2 separate regions of the Homo sapiens genome follow, and region 2 is linked to region 1. Evidence: chromatin loops called from intact Hi-C (ENCODE). Cell type or tissue: B cell. All regions are shown on one strand. Each heading gives the region's core, and the rest is flanking DNA. Links, peaks and the distances in the headings are about the cores only.

Region 1 (10,550 bases), core at 1,001-9,000:
AGCATGAAATCAACTGTTAAATCTATCTACTTTTTAAAAACATCCTCTATTTATACTTAGTGAATCTGTGCAAAAATCTTGTCACAAACACACTTAACTCCATGGCCTTAGTGAGAAACCTCTGCTGGCGGGGCTCCGACCTATAATCAAAGCATTAAGTGATCTCTCCACTCCCCTTCCTCCATTCATCGACAGCCCTAGCCAGTCAACAAATGGATTCTCAGGAGCATACCCAGATGAATCCAGGGCCCTGACAGGAGACCTATGTAAAGGTAGACCACTTAGGGATAATCACCAACCGTTTGAAGGGCATTTGTTATTAAAGGATTTTGCTTTTTGGGTTTTGTTTTTTAGCAAAAAGAAAGAAAGAGAAGAAAGAGAGTAGGTTTAGAGATGCAGACTGCCAAATTCATAAGTATTTGTATGATTATAAATACTAAAATGTACACATAAATTGTCCACATGGATCTGCTACTTTCTTCTTGGCCCATAACTGGATTATTTATTTCTCGAGTAAGGACATTGCATTCCCATTCGTTGCTCACATGCTTTAGCTTTCATCAAACTTTGTGTAATGCCCTACACACTATAGCATAGTGAATAAGAGCAAGGGCCCTGGAGAAGACTGACTGAGTTCAAATCCCAACCCCCCATCTCCTTGAGCACACCCCATAACATTTCTGTGCCTCACATTCATCAGTTGAATGTATTAGGTTGGTGCCAAAGTGATTGCAGTTTTTACCACTGAAAGTGGCAATCACTTTGGCACCAACCTAATAAATCACTTAGAGGAGATGACTGGTGCATAGTAAATGCTTAATAAACATTAGCAATTACTGTTAACTAACTGCAACTTGGCTAACTTGGCTACCCTATGTGTGTGAGTGACAAAATGGCCTGCTGATTTTGAGAAAAAAGGACCCTAGAATGGAAATGGAAATGAAGTTTCCAGTTAGTAAAATGGTATTAGAGTATAGATAATATGGAGCCATCAAAATTATTTCTCCAAGATAATATATAATGTAGATGTGGCATACTAATGACGACAGGAGAGAGCCTGTGGATCCATAGGTGTCTTTGTCACCAAGTGGAAAATATCTTGAAGTAGAAATCAAAACACCTAAACTGTAGTCTAGTTCTTTCCTTAACTAGCTATGTGATTTTGGTATAATCGTTTCACCTCTCTGGACTTCTGGACCTCAATGTTTTCATACACAGAGTGAGCAGGTTGATCTAGCAGTGCTATCCAATAGGATTTTCTGTTGTGATGAAAATGTTCTGTCTCTGTACTGTTGGGTGTGGCAGCCACTAGCCACATGGGGATATATTGAGCACTTAAAGTGTGATGAATACAACTGAGGAACTGCATTTTTAATTTTATTTTTATTTTTAACTAATTTAGAGTAAGATTACATAGGCACATATAACAAGTGGCTACTATATTGGGACAGCACAGACAGTATTTTCTAAGATCTTTTCTGATTCTAGCATTCTGTGCTTGACAGAACCTCTCTAGGAAAACCAGTATTGTTACAATGGATCTTAAGACCTTGTCTGATCTTTATGGTCTGTGTACTTTGGAAGAGAACTAAAAGCAAATTTGTAGAGACCCTTAAGAAGAACATGGATCTTGAGAAACTAGGAGTGTGTTTCCTGGAGGCTGATGAGTACTCTAATGACCGTCAATGGTATTTTCTAAGTCTTTACATGAATCAGGTTTGAACTATCTCAACTTCTGAAAAATAATAGCTAATAAAAACTGACATTTTTTGAGTACTTACTCTAGATTAACATACTTCTTTCACAAAAAACAAATAACATAGGCATATTATTATTCTTGATTTACGGATGAAGAAAGTGAGGAAAGGAAATGTTAAATAACTTGTCTCAGGCCATCCAGCTAGAAAGTGGATAGCCAGGATATGAAACTAGACAATGAGCTCCAGATCTTATTTTGTAAAAATCTTAATGAATAATAGCACACATATACAGCAGTGTTCAAGTCAAAAATGTGCAGATTAATTACTTTTCATAAAGTAAACTTGCCCATACCATTTCCAGAATATTACCAGCATCCCAGAAGCCCTCATTAGGACCCTATTCAGTTACCGCTCACCCCATCCCAACTAAGGATAACCACTACGCTGATTGCTAACACCATAGGTTAGAAGAACTTATACTTTAACCACTATGTTGTAGATCCCTGAAGACAGTATTAGAAGATCACATTCTTATAATCAAGAGAAGAAACAAACATGTTTGGTGGTTTCAAATTAATCGGTAGTAAAAACAGGCAATCCGCAGACTAGAGAACTACTCATTGATTTGATACATATTCATTGAGCATCTACTATGTAACAAGCATTGTACTAAGCACTAGGTATTCAACATTGATTGAAACAGACAGAGCTCCTCCTCTATAAAGGTTTTAAGACTTGGTCCACTTTATCAACTAATAGGTGGCTTAGAGAGTAGAAGAAGACTACTCAGTGATCTTGGTGGTGGCTGACAGCCACAATAGTGGTGGTCAATAGCCTTAGTGATGGGGCCGACAATAGTGCTGGCACTCCAGAGAAGAGTTGCCCTGGCTCTGGTCTCTAGAATTTTAGCAGAATGTCCTTTGAGTCTCCTGGAATTTTGGAAAGGTGACAATTAGAGCTAATTGCATGACATTCCACTAAAAACTATTTTATAAACAATTTCTGAATACTCTCTTTATAAGCAATAACTTAGGAAAAGTCTACAAGCTTAATGTAACCAGAGAGATTACAACATGAGATGGGAGATGTGGGGATATTGCATGAATAGGAAAAAAATTTAAAAGACCACCAGGGAACTCCACCCCAGCTAATGAGGAATGATTACTCCCTGCTGACAAGCAACTGAGCCACTCTAACTAATATTTTCCAGAGTAATAAAGAGGCTGATGCAAGACAGTGAAGCATCCAGGGGCTATTTCCAAACAAATTCTGGGAGATACAAAAGCAAATAGACCAATGACAGTTAAAAAAAAAAAAAGGCTTCTATGGGCTACTGCAAATTGAGCTACTTGCATCACTGTGACCCAGTCGTGCCTTATGCCCAGGGATACTTTAGTAACTGCTCTCTTGTGGTTCAGGGAGAATGTAGATGGAAGGTGAGTTTTAAATGTACCGACGTCTTGCTTTTTCCAAAGTTGACTTGATCTCTCCCTTGAAATGCATATGCTAATATGACCCCTGGGAATTGTGCAAACCTACCAACACACCACAAGGTCAGCTGTTTAGACATTGTTGGGTTTCCGTAATGCTGAGAAAATAGCATGGGAGCCCTGCAGGAACCGTGCCATCACTGTGTTTCTCTTATCTGAGCTCGGTTCTCACACTAGCTGGAGCTCTTGCATCTACTGTACAATGAAAACATACTGTGGGAACAACTGAAATTTCATCTCAGGGGAGGAGAAGGGGTGCATTTTCTCCTATTACCCAACTCCATGCTATGCAACCAGTCTCACCCATCCTTGTGTCAAATCCGCATAGCTAATGGAGCATGAGAAGCCTTAAGTGCCTCAGTCTATTTATTGTAAACAGTGAAAGGGTGTAAGCAGCAAACAGGACTTCTAATCATGGAAAGCTGAGTGGAGCTGTGCAAAGGGCTTGCAGGGAAACCCAAGTCCAGAGAGCACAGCTAGTGTGTAATGAACTGCAAGGGTGGCCTCAGGTCTTTTCCTATAAATGAGCGACAGGCAGACTCCTAGGAGCTTTGCAGCACCAATGAGGAGCAGCGAGGCCTGAGCGGGGAATCTGCAAAGCTCAGGAAGTTCTGACTCTATGATGAAAAGACTGAGCAAGAGAAAAGCCCCATTTCCAAATGGAAAAGGTCTAGACATCTAAATCCTTTCCTCTCATTTTTTTTTCTCACCATGATTTCAGCTTGCATTCAGTGGGAGCTGGCAATCTTTCCACTCAGGTCTTGTTCCTTGACAAACACAGTGCAAAAACTGATGCTTAGGCTTTAAACTATGTGGAGCACGCCCAAGGCTACTTTGTAGAAAGCGAAGGTCTGTGCAATGACCTGCTCCCTGGAGCCCTTGTAATAGTTGTTGGGAAGGTCTCAGAGCCAGCAAAATGATCGTTTCTGACTCTGTGGCTGAGGGATGGTGCTGCAAATGTGTGTTCTCTTGGGTTTCACTTCCTCCTGCCAAGATCACTCTGCCCTGCACCCTCCTCTTTTCTTCAAGGGATTAGGGGCTAGACCATTCATTCACTCATTCACTCAGCAAATATTTATTATTTGCTATGTGTCAGGCACTGATTTATGTGCAATGCACAGGACAGACAAAATTGCTCCCTTCATGAAGCTTACATTCTAACAAGAGAGAAGGACAAAGACAAATAAGGAAATGCATAGTTTAATATTGGGCAGTGATGAGTGGCATGCAGAAAAATAAAGTAAGCTAAAGGGACAGAGAGTTATTGTTAGATAAGGTGGTCTGAGATAATCCCTCTAAGGAGATGACATTAGAACCCAGACCTAATGATGTGAGCAAGCCATGTAGACACCTGGGAGAAGAATGTCTCAGGTAATGGAAATAGCACATGCAAAGGCTAACAGGTGGGAACATGCTTGGCATTCAGGAGGAACAGCAAGACCAGTCCTCATGAGAAGCCATGGGGAAAATAATAAAAGATGATATCAGAGAAGCAGGCAAGTGCCTGATCATGTGGGACTCTGGTATGGACTTTGCATTTTATTCTAGGAGGATGGGAAGCCATTTGAGCATGGCCGAGATATCATCTCTATTGCAAAACTTTGTGACTGTCAGTGGCCCTACCCACAGAATAAGACTGAGAGCCAAAGCTCAAACTGGAGAATAGACAGCCAGAGCAGAGTACGACAAGTCATAATGACCACAGCAATTCCAATGATCAAAGCTCAGGTATGACTGCAAGACCAGGAGCATTCTGTGATCCAATAGCCTTTTCTCTGTCTCCTCTTTTTAGAAGGGCCCAGTTGCCACTGTTAGGATGTAGAGAGACAACAGAGAGACATCATATCTATACCTGACAGGCTACAGGTCCCTCCTTGCCATGCACAGCTCTTGTTTGCCTCCCCGCTTTCCTTGCCTGCTCTTCCCAAGAACACCTGAGGCTCCCGTCACAGTGAATTATACATCTTCCCCGACCGTGTTATTCCTCCCTTCCTGGAATGTGCTCATTCTTCTGCCTAGAGTGACATTTTCTGCCTTGTATGCCGGAGGAAAGACCCACTCGTCCTTAAAGAGTCAGCTTAAATAGTATCTCCTCTGTGAAGGATGTACGGTATTTCTGCTGACATGTGTCACACTGCATTGAAGCATAGACAGGTGACACTGGATAAGAATAAATAATGAAGACGAGTTAAAATGTAAAAAAGGTTTTTTGTTAAGGTCAAGGAGATAACACACTCCTGTTGTAGAAGAGGCAGGCCACTTCGAAGGGAATATATGCTCCTAGTGTCATTCATCAGGCGGTAGGTAACTTCTAGGGGAAGAGGAAGCACACCAGAGTGGGAAAGGAACTTTTAGGGGCTGGGAGACATTGGCTAGACACTCAGGCATGTCTGGATCAAGCTGAATTGACTCTGGCCACTGCGATTAGGCAGGAAGCTGGCCCAGGAAGCAATCATGCATCTGGGTTTGTATGACAGTTCAGTTCCCGCTTAAAGTGAATTGGTAAAAGGAGCACAGTTTCTGCTCTCCTGAGGTGAGCATGGCAGGGAGGGGTGCTTTAGCAATGAGGAAGACACAGAGAAAGCAGAGGTGAACAGCCACCTGCAGGTGGATAATCACCCACTAAAGGACACGTGCTTCCATTGAATTAGATATGTTAAATAAAGGAGCTGCCCTGCATTGCCATCTTTGCTCGGGAAGAAGAAAGCTATTATAGCCTAACAAATGGTAATCGATTGCTTCTTATGACCAAATTTAAATTAAAACCGAAGAAGTTCCTTGAGTAAGACCAAACCTGTTGAAATTTCAAAAAGGCAACTAAACTTCGAACTTCCCCCTGACTCCATGCAGCAGCCGAAAGATCATAATTACTAGTTTGATAACTGAAAGGAACACTATATTTTTATTTAAAAGACACAAGTTTGAGTCCCTGGCTGTGCTGTCATTTGATTGTGTGATTGGCAAGTCACTTCACCACTCTGAACCTCAATATCCTCACCTAAAAGGCAGATAATATAGCTAACTTGCAATGTTGCAGTGAGAATTAAATGAAATGGGCCAGGCACGGTGGCTCACGCCTGTAATCCCAGCACTTTGGGAGGCCGAGGTGGGCGGACCACAAGGTCAGGAGTTTGAGACCAGCCTGACAAACATAGTGAAACCCCATCTCTACTAAAAATACAAAAACTAGCCGGGCGTGCTGGTGTGCGCCTGTAACCCCAGCTACTCAGGAGGCTGAGGCAGGAGAATCACTTGAACCCAGGAAGTGGAGGTTGCAGTGAGCCGAGATTGAGCCACTACACTCCAGCCTAGGCGACAGAGTGAGACTTCATCAAAAAAAAAAAAGAATTAAATGAAATGAAGTATATGAAATAACTTTGTATAGAACATGACATGAATAGAAGTAATTTAATAATACATTTCTGTTATTAGAACTACAATGGAATCAGCAATATGTTTATAACTTATTTACTGTATTGTTGTTACTAAAAAATGTAGTCAAGATCAACGCACTGAACTTTATGCAGGGATGTGCATTCTAATCAACATATGTAAAAATTGTTAAAGGGTTTTCTTTAATATCATGCATCAGAGTTAAGGCAAATGCAGAAGTCCCAGGGAGAAACATGTGAGAGTAAATCACATTTTTTATAATTTATTGTCTTTCACATTTTGCTTTCCAAATGCTGCCTCAAAATGTTGGGTTTTTAAAAATGGCCATCTAGACTTGGTAAAATCATCTAGCCAAAAGAAAAGGCCTTTTTGGGCATAACAAGACCAGAAACTATAAATATAAAGATGGATAGATTTGATGACATAAAAATTCTGAATGTCAACAGAGCAAGAACCAAGCAAATATATTAAAGCACAGTTGAAAGACAGGTTACAAACTGGGGTAAAACGTAGCATATGGGAAAGAGAAAGTGTTAAATTCCTTAATTTAAAAATTTTTAAATAAAAAATTATGAACAATCCAATGGAAAAAATTACATATAAAGATAATTTATCAGAGAAGAAACACAAATGACCAATAAGAAAGAATGCCTAATCTCCCCAGTGATTAAAGGAGAACAAACTAAAATAATAAGATGCTATTTTTCATTTATCAGATGGGCAAAGGTTTAAAAGAATGCTAATACTCATTGTTGGCGAGGGTGTAGGAAGTGGGCACTCTCATAAAATGTGGTGGGAATTAATTTTGGTACAACCTTTCTGGAGGGCAATTTGGCAAGACCTCTAAAAATCTAAAATATGCAAACCCTTTGACCCAGCGACTCCAATTTAGAAATTTATTCTAAAGAAATGAGACAAATGTGCAAGATATCTCTACAAAGTTATTTCTCATGAAGTTGTTTATGACAGGAAATTGCAAACACTTTAAATATCCAGGGGATTAATTGCATAAGTGATAGAATGTACACACAGTGAGACATTAAAAACAATGATGTAGGCATAGTTACTGACATGAAGAGATATCCTTAATTAGAAAACAAAACAAAAATTACTATACCGTAAAATATCCATCTGGTTATTGCTAGTGGGTGGGATTTGGGGTGCTAGTCTCTATAATTGTCTCAATTGGTTTATTAATGCTTTGATTATAGCAAGTATATCATAATAACTACTTTTACATTAAAAGAAATGAAAGGTATTTCTAAAATAGTTTTTTTAAAGCAATATTGCTTCTCACAAAGATTGTCTTACATCACAACATTTTAAGTATGACTTCCTTTTTTCTTAGTAGATTCCAATTGAGACATATTCGAGACTATTCCAACACAATATTCTCTTGGGGAGAGCTTGATTTGTTTTCATCCTCACAGTCTGATGTGCTGACATAAAAGCTGAAACAAAAACTTAATGAATCATCCTTCCCCTAATCCTTCCCTAGGAATTTTTGCTTCCTTTTCAAATACTTTTCTGCTGCTAGGACAAATCTCAGCTCTAAATCAAATACCCTAACTGCATGGAGCAGGCTTTTTGCACAAGGCTGCTGGTCTTTTCTCTAGCTTTTGCTTGCCTTTCTCTGAAGCAACCAAGGGTCCAGGCCTGGGGTTACCTTGTTCAATAACTGCAGTGTAATTCCATTTTTAAAAAATCAGTCAATTCAGTGAAAAATCTGTTCAGTCCTACAGAGAGTACTTAATATAGCAGAGAAAACAGAGGATACTGCTGAAGCATCTAGGTTCTAGAACAAGACTGCACGGATTTAAATTCCAATTTTACTTACCAGCTAACTTGCAATGTTAACTTTAGCCAATTACTTTAAGCCTCAGTTTTCCCATCTATAAAATGAGCATATAATGTCTTCTTCATAGGATTATTGTGAAGATCAAAAGAGAAATCATATGTAAAGCACTTAGTGCAGTGCCTGACACTTAGTTGACTTTGAAGAATGCTAGTCATTAATATTATCATTTGTTTTAATTACCTGTTGTGTAATTATTCTAGTTTCTGTAGGTCAGGAATCTGGGGGTGGTTTAGCTGGGTGTTCTGGCTCTGGTTCACTCACAAGGCTGCAATCAAGGTATCAGCTGAGACTAGTCGTATCATGGGTAACTTCCAAGCTCAGTCAAGAGGTATTGGCAAGACTCAGTTCCTTTTGGGCTGCTGGACTGAGGGTCTCATTTCCTTGCCTTGTGGGCCTCTCCACATGGCAGCTCACACCTTGGAAGCCTGCTTCATCAAAGCCAGGAGTTAAGAGCGTGAAAACAAGGTAGAAATTACAGCTTTCATAACCGCATCTTGGATGTGGCTACACATCACACTTGCTATATCTGACTCCTTAGAAATAAGTCACTGAGCCCAGCCTACAAACAATGGGAAGGGATTACATGAGGGAGTGAACCCAAGAGGGTAGGAATCATCAGGAACCATTCTAGAAATGCACTCACTGCCACATCATTGTCCAAGTTTTACAGGAAAATACTAAATTTTGAGAACTATGTTAGGTGATTTTGTAGACTTTTATAAATCCAAACAAATTGCAAAGTGTCCAGTTGGAGCTAATGGGTCATTTTATCTGAATTATTATCTATGTTAATATGGTGATGAGTATTACTGGGAGTTCACAGAGAAACTCCCAGTAAGCAAAAGAGTGGGTGCTGTAGAATAGGGGTCCCCAAACCCCAGGCCATGGACTGGTACTGGTCACTCACAAGATGACCACTCACATTACTGCCTGAGCTCCACCTCCTATCAGATCAGCAGTGGCATTGAATTCTCATAAGAGTGTGAACTGTATTGTGAACTGTGCATGCAAGGGATCTAGGTTGCATGCTCCTTATGAGAAACCAATGCCTGAAGATCTGTCACTGTCTCCCATTGCCCCCGGATGGGATTGTCTAGTTGCAGGAAAACAAGCTCAGGGCTCCCACTGATTCTCCATTATGGTGAATTGTATAATTATTTCATTATATATTACAGTGTAATAACAATATAACACTTGAATCATCCTGAAACCATACCCCACCCTAGTCCGTGGAAAAACTGTCATCCATGAAACCCAGTCCCTGGTTGCAAAAAGATTGGGGATTGCTGCTATAGAAATCTTCTCTGGTACTTACATTACAAAAGCAGTAGGGTTTTTCATTTGTTTTCCAAATATAATCCAACTCTGTGCCCTTGAATACATGTCTCAGCCAACTCTTGAAGGAATTAGATGCCATCAAGCTCTCAGAATCACCTTCCTCTTAGCACAAAGGAATGTAACCCCACATGTAGGGTCCATCCAAGGCATAGTTGGTCTCTTACTGTCTTCTGGCTCCTAAGCATCCCAGGGCTGTTGTTTTATCTTCACAGTTCACTCCAGGTTTTGAGTACCCCTGTTTTCTTCACTCATCAAAGTACCAGAGAGACTTTCTGTTACTTGATTTCAGAAAGCAATTTGATTCTTCCTGAATCTCTCAATTCTCTTTCCAGATCACACCTTATACTACAAAAAAAAAAAAAAAAAAAAAAAAGAGCAATTGTCTCCCTAAAAGAAATTCTTTTATACTCTGAGAGGGGCAGTCAGCTTTAAAAATTGTATGATGTTGTTTCTAATCATACAAATTCTACTTAATATTAAATATTATTCTTCCTTTACAATGACCTAAATTAAAAGTGTTCATGGAGTGAAAAAAAGTTAATTTCTCTCCTAATTGATTTATTAGATTCAGTGCAGTGCGAATCAAAATCCCCGCAAGCTTTTTAAAAATACAAGTTGGTAAGATAGTGTATTAGGCCATTCTTGCATTGCTATAAAGAAATACCTGAGTCTGGGTAATTTATTTTAAAAACTTTAATTGGCTCACAGTTCTGCAGGCATAGTAGCATCTGCTTCTGGGGAAGCCGCAGGAAGCTTCCAATCATGGCAGAA
Region 2 (10,550 bases), core at 1,548-9,547, 170 kb after region 1:
AAGTCAGGAAACAACGGATGTTGGAGAGGATGTGGAGAAATAGGAAGGCTTTTACACGGTTGGTGGGAGTATAAACTAGTTCAACCATTGTGGAAGACAATGTGGTGATTCCTCAAGGACCTAGAACTAGAATTACCATTTGACCCAGCAATCCCATTACTGGGTATATACCCAAAGGATTACAAATCATGCTACTATAAAGACACATGCATGCATATGTTTATTGTGGCATTATTCACAATAGCAAAGACTTGAAACCAACCCAAATGTCCATCAATGATAGACTGGATTAAGGAAATGTGGCACATATACACCATGGAATACTATGCTGCCATAAAAAAGGATGAGTTCATGTTCTTTGCAGGGACATGGATGAAACTGGAAACCATCATTCTCAGCAAACTATCACAAGGACAGAAAACCAAACACCGCATGTTCTCACTCATAAGTGGGAATTGAACAATGAGATCACTTTGACACAGTGGGTGGAACATCACACACCAGGGCCTGTTGGGCGGTGGGGGGCTGGGGGAGGGATAGCATTAGGAGAAATACCTAATGTAAATGATGAGTTGATGGGGGCAGCAAACCAACATGGCACATGTATACCTATGTATCAAACCTGCACGTTGTGCACATGTACCCTAGAACTTAAAGTATAAAAAAAAAAAAAAAACACCAGTGCCAGGGCTCCACCCTTACAGATTCTGGCTTAACTTGTCTGGAGTAGGGAGTATGTCAGGGAATGTTTTTAATGCTCTGCAGGTGATTCTTCCATCCAGCTAGGTTGAAAGCAGTGCCTCTCAAACTCTAACATGCATATGAATCCCTCCGAATCTTGCATAACATGCAGATCCTGATCTAGTAGGTCTGGGTGGAGATTTTGTGTTTTAAACTAGCTCCAGATGATACCCAAGCTGTTTGTCTGCAGGCCGTATGTCGTATGTCGAGGTATTAGAGAATGGGAAAAGTGTCAGAGCTCTCAGCAGGTGAGCCCTCCCTCACCAGGGCAGACCCCACCCACCGCAGAGCTGTGGCTCTGCCTTAGCCTTCTGTCAAGTTGAGCAGACACTTCCAGAGCTCAAAGATGGCCTTCCGAGTTAGCTATGGAAATAAGCAACAGTCCAAATAGTCCAGTAAGGCCTCAAATAAATCAGGGTGACACCAATGGGAATACAAGAGTGAGTGAATAAGAGTCAAGCAATGAAGTTTTTTTTTTTTTTAAATCAGCCTTTGTTTTGCTTTGGCTCTGTGTGTTTGTGGGGAAACTCCAGTGAGTAGAGGCTTAGCCCTGTCTTCTAGAGTAAACAAGGGCAGTGGGTGAGGAAGAGGGAGGCTGGGGAAGGAGGGCTCCGTACATGCAGAGTGGTGCAGAACACACCCCACGCTCTAAATAAAAACCTTTTCAGACCTAAGCCTTGGCCACTTCGCGATTGGACTATGAGGGCCTCCTGCAGTGACTGCCACTCTTGTTTTGTCTTCTTCAGATACTGCTTTCCTCATCTCCCTGCCCTGATCAGAGATATCCTGCAAAATGAACTCTACACTCTGTGTGGCCATCAGATCTGTGGATCTGCGTGATCCCTCAGCCTTACCTCCCAGGACCTTCTTTTTTCTCCTCCGAAGCACAGGGGTCAGCTCCTCACCAGGGCTTTCAGCCCAGCTTCCCCCTGCCTGGAATAGTCTCTCTTTCACATATCCAATTACTGAAATTCTCCCACCCTTCCAGGCCCAGCTCCAGTCCGGTCTTGTCCTTCAAGCCATTCCTGGTCCACCTGCCGCCACTCTTCCTGGGCACTTCTAGAGCATTTCCTCGTTGTCTATGGCTTTAACATGCCATGTTTCTCCCAACTTAGCACCTTTTCATGAGAATATGGTGTCTCTCCCTAATCCCATCATAAACTTCTGGTGGTAGAACTGTACCTTATACTTCCTTGTATCTCCTCTACCTAGTGTAGTTCTTTGCAAATAATAGATGCTCAGTAAGATTTGTCACATATTTATCAAAGAGCTCACCACAACTAATGAACCTGAGATTCCCATAGGAAAGAGAGGTCCTTAGGAGTTTGCACTTACAGACATGACTTCCCACCAAAAAGTCCCCACCCCCTCAATGCCTTAGGTCCCTCTCTACTCTGGGTGGGTTTTGCCCTTATGTGGCACCCGGAAGTCCCTGCTCTGGATTCCCTCAAAGCCCTGTGTTTTTGCCTCCAACAGCCCTCATGCCTAGACCATCCCTTGTGCTGAACGTGCACCTAATTCAACACCCTAGTCTTCAGACCCGTGCAATTTTCACTCCCTGTAAGGAAGTCAAAGGTCCTTCCAGAATCAGTCTGGTCTTCAGTCTGTTCCTCTGAAGAGAAAAACAATAGGGTGTGGTCAGGAGAAAAATAGAGTCCCAGCCAAACAAATGTCTCCTGGAAAAACCACTCATGCAGCTAGAACAAACAGGTATGGTCACTCCACTAGCTCTGGGCAGAACTCTGCACTGATTCAAGGCTGTTGATAGAGACATTGGAATGCTATCCAATGCCGTCTATCCAGGGACCACCATCAAACATCTCTATAGGGGAAAAACTTGTCCAAAAATAAATAAAAACGATGGAAACTTTGAATGTGATCATTAGAGTGCACCCATGGGAACTTTGAATGTGATCATTAGAGTGCACCCATGGGAATACTTTGAAAGCAGAACCTTCCTGAAGGGACCTCAGGAATGTCTTAGTGTACTGGCAGCTCCTGACAAACGGCAAAAGAGAAATGAGATGCCTTTGCCACACATTTCTGTTTCTCCCCCTGGGCTCCATGCACAAAGGCCCTGCTCCTTTCTGCCCCAGGACACGGCCAAAAATGCTGCCCTTGCTCACACATGACTTGTCTTAGCCAGGTTCTGTATTGGCTTTAGTCACTGAAGGCTGCTCTGATTCCTCCCCCACTCCCTCAAGGTCCTCATTTATTTATTAAGCTAGATTTCTCCCAGGTCCCATTCCTCTGGCATTACATGGAGGGAAGAGTGTTAAATTCAGTCAAGGTTGAGGAGGGAGGAAAAGACTTTGCAATTAAATTGCTAATTAAGGAAGTACCAACCTGAAGAAGCTAATTTGCACTGACCTATTTAAAATATCTAGCAGCAGATCATGCATGAATTGAGGTACAGCCCTTTTATGCGTCAGCCAACTGGCTTTCTTTCAGAGCAGCAGCTATCAATAATTCCATGCTGAGGACCATCTGATAGGAAATCAACCACTGGCCCCTGGAATGCCAGCATTCCCCACTGCTCTGTTTTCCCAGTTGTCAGCTCTGTTTATAAATTGTCCATTTATAGCAAATCCAGCACCTGCTATGAACACCTCATCCTGCCAAGTGTTGGAGTGCATCTCAGAAAGAGCCACTATAGACTTTTTCAGTTCCTTTTAACCTTTTCCCAACCCGGGAGTTTGAATATTTGCATAGGAATTCTGAAGGAGGACTTTTTCAGTGCAGAAAAGTCTAGATCGTCTATTAAAAGTTAGCATTTTGCTCCACTTTAAAAAGAAAGAGCAAATTATCATTCTCTTGGGAGATACAATGCTCTCTTTCTGAACAAGTCTGACATTGGGACACATTTAAAACAACCTCTGAAAAATTCAGCAGGGTCAAAATGCTCTGGAGAAGACTTAGGGGGGCTTTCTTTTGCACTCGATTATGCAGCTTTTTAGCTCACTGTCAACACTGAACAGATAATGCAGCCTGCTGCTTAAAACCGTTATGTAAAATATATTAAAAGATACCTTCCAGTGTTGGAAACCCAATATATGACCTAGTTTGAGTTTCTTCTTGCCAATCATCCATTTGCAAAGTGCCTAGATTAATCCTCAAAGTTCCTCTCCCAATATGCTTCTGTTCATTTTGTTCGTTGCAAAATAAAAATAAAATAAAATATGGCACACATGGAATATTCATGGAGTATGGGCTCATGGTTTGTAGAGGATTGTGAAGGTCAAACCAGATGCTATGGCAGACAGAAATTGGCTGAGTGGTCTTGGGAAGATGGGACAAGCCTTGATGCTTCAGTTTATACATTCCCACAGTAATCCTTCTCAAGAATAAGATTGTCACCCTTTTAAAGCCACAGAGGGAGACCCTGATTAAGACCACGTGGCAAAGGCAGCTGAGCTGGGTGGGCAGCATTCCTGATCCCTGGTTCTGCAGTCAGCCAAGTAGGCGGCCCCATATTTTTTATGAGAGGACTCAAGGGTTTAGTATTTCTTTAAAAAAAAAAAAATTAAGGTACCTGGATGAAAAAGAATCTGTGAAAGGTTATTGTTACTAATGGTCCAGTAAAGTCAGGCCATGAGATCAGAAAAAACAGAAGTGATTTAAAACATAGAATTAGAGGGCACGAAATGAAACACCCTACAAACGCTTCGCTTTGGGCAGTGTGTTTTCCTCTGCTAGGGCCTGGGTCCTTAGCATTCCAGTCTGGGGTGGCTTGTAGCTTTGTGGTGCAGTTTGTATAGATTAAGCTAATTTTGGAGGACACAGGCATCAATTATTTCTTTCCAAAATAGAATTGTGCTTAATCAATTACATGTCACTCCAATGCAAATCTTCCTTGCTTACTTTTTGGTCATTCGATGGCCATCTGTTTTACCAACCTGGATTCTTTCACTCATCACACAAGTCAGGCCCCATTACTTGAGATGATCTCTGAGATGCCCCTGCTGGAGAAAGGCATGTGCAAATTAAGAGACTACAAATCAGTTTGAAAACTCAACGACTCCTTCCCATAAATCTGTGTCCTTAATATTAAAAATCATTTGGAGGTGCTGAAAAGAAAGAGAACTGATAGCTACAGAAAACAACAGCCCTACTCACTTCAGGGCACAGATTAGTAGTCAAGAGGGGTTATGCAGATCTAAATCCATATTCTGCTACCAAAAATAGAAAAGAGGAAATCTTTGAAGCCAAAGAAGGCCTAAGAATAACTGTCAGCAAAGAGCTAGAGCCACATGGACAGGAAGCAACGCTCAAGTGGCAGTTCTGTGCTGCCTTTTTCTTCCTCCCCAGTAGCTTTTCACATTCATTCTGTTTAAAAGATAGCTTTCAAAGGCTTCCTTCAACTTGAACACGTACGCCTGCACAGCCGGCCTTTCCACAGCAGCCTGGGGGCCGGCATTGAGCATCGCTTCCACACAGTCCTTGGGTTTAGTGTTATTTCCCCCCACGGATCATTTCAATCTGTTTAAAGCTGAACAGTGAACTCTTCATAGACCACATTGCACAGAGAACCCTCAATAGGAAATGATCAGCTGAGCAAACATTCATTTCTTGTTTTGCTTTTAATAATTTTGTTTCAACCCAACCTAGTCTTCATCCTTTTTTCAATACTCAGGAAACTGCAACAAACCAATAAAGTTTATTTTATCTCATGTGCCTTAAATGACACTATAAAAACATGCATTTGGATATGTCCTATAAAAGATATTCAAGTTAGGAGAGGTTCTTTGGAAACACAAGGGTGAGAGACCTTTGGAATGGCCCATGGGGTGGCTAGAGAGGGGCAGAGGGCAAGAAGGGTTACAGGAAGGGGACCAGTTGATGGGTGGTGATGAGGCGATTTGAAGTCCAAATAATGGAAAAGTGGAGGTGAAGGATAAAGGAATAAGAAAGACATTGAGGAAGACAGGGCAGGGCCTCTTCCAGCCCATACAGCACCTTCGTACAAGTTAGAAAAAGGCACCACTTCCTCTGAGCACACACAAACCCATGCAAGAGTGCATGGCTAGATGTCAGCCTGTGCTCTTCCCTTCAGCCAGGTAATCTTCCAGAAGGCACAGCTTGCATGATACCATACATGGGGGCCCAGGAAAAAATGTGGGTAAGAGATTGAAAGGCCAAAATGGGGAACTTTAGAAGTACTGGAAGGAAAAAAAAAAAGTCATGGATGCTTCTGGTAGCATACAGGAAATCCTGTTTGAATCATAGAGCTTTGCTGGTGGGTGAGGGGCGGGGAAGAATGGTTGGCAAAATTGGTTTCTCCAAAGTAGCTATCCCGCTGAGCAGTTTATCTTTGTCATATTTCGTAGGATGAATGTAATGTTCATTTCAAAGGAACTTTGTGTTAATCATATCAATATCTAATGAATAACTTCCAGGATTAATACAATTTATGTTTATTTGTCAGGATGAAGATCTGTGCTTAGATACAAACTGCTCTGACTCATAAGCTGAGCGTAGCTCTTAACTAAGACACAAGAACATCTGAGCTTCATATGATGAACAGTTGGGGATTCTTAACTGCTTTTATCTCAAAATTCTTGAATGTTTTACTGAAACAAACTTAAGCCAAAAGAAAAAAGATAATAAATAACCCCCATCATTGAGACAGGTTGTTCTTCCAAGGTCATAGCTTCCGTTGTACTATAAACCCTTACCAATCTATTCAGGTTAGGGCCATGATTTATATCACAGTTGGCAAAATTGATATGCAAACAATACATATATATTAAATTTGTGGCATGCAAATATTAAAACTATTTGGGGTCAAAACTTCCCCTGGCAAAACTAAAGGTGATGAAATATTAATTGCGTGTTAAGCACCTTTTATTGCATATTAAATTGGAAGTTCTCTGGTAATGGCTGAATAGAAAACCCCACTGAGTACTCTGTCTGAAGTTTATTGGGGTTTTTTGTTTGTTTAGTTTTGTTTTAACTAAATGTCCCTGCACCGGCTCTGCCAGTGGCTGTCATTATTAACCACGCTCTTGCTCAGGGTGTGGGCCTTCATTCCATCACTGTTTACGTGACAATTTACAGATTTTACAGTTCCTCAACAACTGTGATATGGACCGTTTCATTAAATTCTCAGAACAGCCCTTTGAAGTAACTATGGTTTTGTCATCATCCTATGGTAGATGAGGAAATTGAGAATTTAGACAAGCTCAGAGACTCGTCTGAGACTATCCAAGCAGTGAGTGATAGAATGAGAACTTCATCCCAGGCCTTCTGGCTCAAATCAGTGATCTTGCTAATATAACAGCCCTCTGGTTTAAACTAAGACGTCTACTCAGAGCCTTTTGCATCAAAGACAGGTTTGTCTACTTCTGGGATGACAAGTATTCAACCTGACTGGTGGGAGGGTGAGCAATGACCTATTCTGACAACCTCAATGACTTAGATTTTGAATATCTAGTTTACCACTCTAAAGATTTTGTTCTATAAAACTATACTCTCTGTTGCAATTGACCCAGAGCATAACAGTCATCTTAAAAATTTGATCAAGTCCATGGAATTATAAAAGCCAATACCAATATTATCAAAAATCATATTTTATTTAAATTATAGATTCGGGGGTTCCATGTACAGGTTTGTTACATAGGTGTATTGCATAGTTCTGGGGTTGGGTTCTGGTGAACCCAAGTAGTAAACCTAGTACCAAATAGGTAGTTTTTCCAGCCCTTCTCCCCTTCCTCCCTCTCCCCTTTTGGAGTCCCCAGTGTCTATTGTTTACCTCTTTATGTCCATGTGCACCCATTGTTTAGCTCCCACTTATTAGTGAGAACACATAGTACTTGGTTTTCTATTTCTGCATTAATTCACTTAGGATAATGTCCTCCAGTTGTACCTATGTTGCTGCAAAGGACATGATTTCATTCTTTTTATGGCTGCATAGTATTCCATGGTGTATATATACCACATTTTTTTCTCTTTTTTTTCTTTTTGAGAGCGAGTCTTGCTCTGTCACCCAGGCTGGAGTGCAGTGGCACGATCTCGGCTACTGCAACCTCAGCCTCCTGGGTTCAAGCAATTTTCCTGCCTCAGCCTCCTGAGTAGCTGGGATTATAGGTGCCCACCACCATGCCTGGCTAATTTTTGTATTTTAGAAGAGACGGGGTTTTACCATGTTGGGCAGGCTGGTCTCAAACTCCTGACCTCAGTGATCTGTCTGCCTCAGCCTCCTGAAGTACTGGGATTACAGGCATGAGCCACCACGCTTGGTCTATGTACCACATTTTTTAAATCCAATCCACCACTGGTGAACACTTACATTGATTCCAAGCCTTTGATATTTTGAATAGTGCTTTGATAAACATAACAGTGCAGGTGTCTTTTTGATGAAATGATTTCTTTTCCTTTGGCTAGGTACCTAGTAATGGGATTGCTGAGTTGAATTACTATTCAGTTCTATTTTCAGTTCTTTCAGAAATCTCCATACTATTTTCCATAGGAGTGGAGCTAATTTACATTCTCATCAACAGTGTATAAGTGTTCCCTAAAAATTATGTTTTAAATAGAACAGGTTTTTTGTGGTTTTATTTTGGTTGTCTTTGGCTGATTTAGGAATGTTAGAAAGTGTGATGTTCATTTTAACGTGAAAACACTTAAGTTTAAAGCAGATCTTGCAGACTACTTACGGTCTAGGCCAGTTCTAAAGGTGCGTCTATAGTTGATCAGTTCTTATTTGTTTGAGCACCAGCATCTAGGTGAAAGGACAGCCTAGTGTGTTGGCTCCCCTTCTAGATCAATAACTTGGGTGTTAGAGGCTAAGAATAAGGTCCTTCTTCATGCAGTGCTCTGCCACATATGTTTTTGGAGAAATAAGACATTAACTGATTTCAGTTAATAACAGCCTCTGGGATATCTGCTTCTCTAACAACCTATCTCTCTCAATCCTAATTCAGATTCCCAATTAAAAATGAAAAACTATTTTTAAAAATTAAAAATACCTTTCTATTTGTCATTGCAGGTGCCTGGAACCAATTTGGCTCCAGAATGTAATAGTTTCACTGACAAAACAATTTGAGAATGTTTTAAGGCTAAAGCTGGCAATGATCCATTAGAAGGCCTGTTTCCTAGAAATTCAGCCATGTGATCAAATGACGACACTAGACAGTCAAACTCATTCATCATCACAATATTTTTTTACAATAAAAACAGTAGCCCTTAGAATTTATCTAGTGGAAATGAGACATATAGTGTAACCAAGTAACTAGTGATAGTTCCAATAATAAGCTCTTTGCTGCTTATACACCTCAGTCATGTTTAGGTTACACTGTTAAACATTATCATTTTCCAATCTGCTCTATGACACCAGCAATTCCACTTCTAGTTTTCTACCCTAGAAAAATGTGTGTGTGAGAGAGAGACATGCACAAAAATGTTTGTGGCCATGCTGTTTATTTTTTAAACCTTAGAAACAATTAACTTCTTAAGTAGACAACCTAACTGCCCCTCATTTTAGAAATGGATTTAAATACTGTGAATCAACGTGAAGCAGCGTATTAAAAAAAAACAACACCCCTCAGAAGTGGAGAATATTTGTAAATCATATATCTGATAAAGGATTACTATCCAGAATATATAAAGAACTACTACAGCTCAACAGCAATAAACAAACAAACAAACAAACAAACAAACAAACCAAAATAACTCCATAATTTAGAACAGGGCAAACGACTTGAATACATATCCTCCAAAGAAGATATACATATCAGCAAGAAGCACAGAAAAAGATGCTCAACATCACTGATAATTCAGGAAATACAAATCAGATACCATTTCACACCCGCTAGGTTCTGAGAGAGAAAGAACAAGATAGAGAGAGAGAAGAAAACAAATGTTGGTGACAATGTAGAAAAATTAGAGACCTTGTGAATTGCTGGTAGGAATGTAAAATGGTGCCCCACTATGGAAGACAGTATGATGGTTCCTCAAAAAGTTACGCATATAATTGCTGTATGATTGTGCAATTCCATTTCTAGGTTTATACCCAAAAATTGAAATCAAGGACTCGAACAGATATTTGTACACCAGCATTCATAACAACATTATTGACGACAGCCAAAGTGTGAAGACAACACAAATGCCTATCAATGGATGAATGGATAAACAAAATGTGGTATATGCATGCATGCTTTAGAATTTTATTCAGTCTTTAAAAGGAAGGAAATATTTTGATGCATGCCATATTATAGATAAACCTTGAAAGCATTATGCTAAGTGAAATAACTGAGACACAAAAGAACAAATATTGTATGATTCCACTTATATGGGGTACCTAGAACAGCCAAATTTATCAAGAAAGTAAAATAGTGTTTACCAAGGGTTGCTGCAAGGAGGATGAAAAGCAATTGTCTAACAGCTACAGAGTTTCAGTCTGGGATGATTTAAAAAATTGTGGAAATAAATAGTGGTGGCCAGGCATGGTGGCTCATGCCTGTAATCCTAGAACTTTGGGAGGCCGAGGTGGGTGGATCATTTGAGGTCAGGAGTTCGAGACCAGCCTAGCCAACATGGTGAAATCCCATCTCTACTAAAAATATAAAAATTAGCCGGGCATGGTGGCAGGCGCCTGGAATTCCAGCTACTAGGGAGGCTGAGACAGGAGAATCCCTTGAATTCAGGAGGCAGAGGTTGCAATAAGCCAAGATCCAACCATTGCACTCCAGCCTGGGTGACAGAGTGAGACTCCATTTCAAAAAAAAAAAAAAAAAAATAGTGATGATGTTGTACAACAATCTCAATGTACTTGATAGTACTGTTGTATACTCAAAGAGACTTAAAATGGT

Evidence for each region. A loop is a pair of places that touch in the nucleus more often than their neighbours do. Peaks named below come from ENCODE experiments on the same cell type or tissue, not always from the same donor. Only the 100,000 strongest peaks of a DNase experiment are listed, where the experiment ranks them.
Region 2: a loop joins it to region 1, with 1.9 times the contacts of the local background. A loop is called at or near these places in 1 of 110 quality-filtered maps.

What each region holds. Positions count from the first base shown.
Region 1 is chr5:56,561,757-56,572,306 of GRCh38, forward strand. The region is part of intron 1 of C5orf67 (chromosome 5 putative open reading frame 67); the gene reads right to left. Among named protein-coding and RNA genes, the nearest start is that of C5orf67, 39 kb to the right of the region's middle. In B cell, for the core only: no CTCF peak of the experiment used is centred there; a DNase peak (open chromatin) is centred at 4,165; H3K4me3 peaks cover 792 bases.
Region 2 is chr5:56,731,343-56,741,892 of GRCh38, forward strand. No RefSeq gene overlaps it. Among named protein-coding and RNA genes, the nearest start is that of MAP3K1, 79 kb to the right of the region's middle. RefSeq lists an enhancer at 5,243-5,292. In B cell, for the core only: no CTCF peak of the experiment used is centred there; DNase peaks (open chromatin) are centred at 2,809, 2,999, 5,069, 6,859 and 1 weaker place; H3K4me3 peaks cover 3,809 bases; H3K27ac peaks cover 6,063 bases.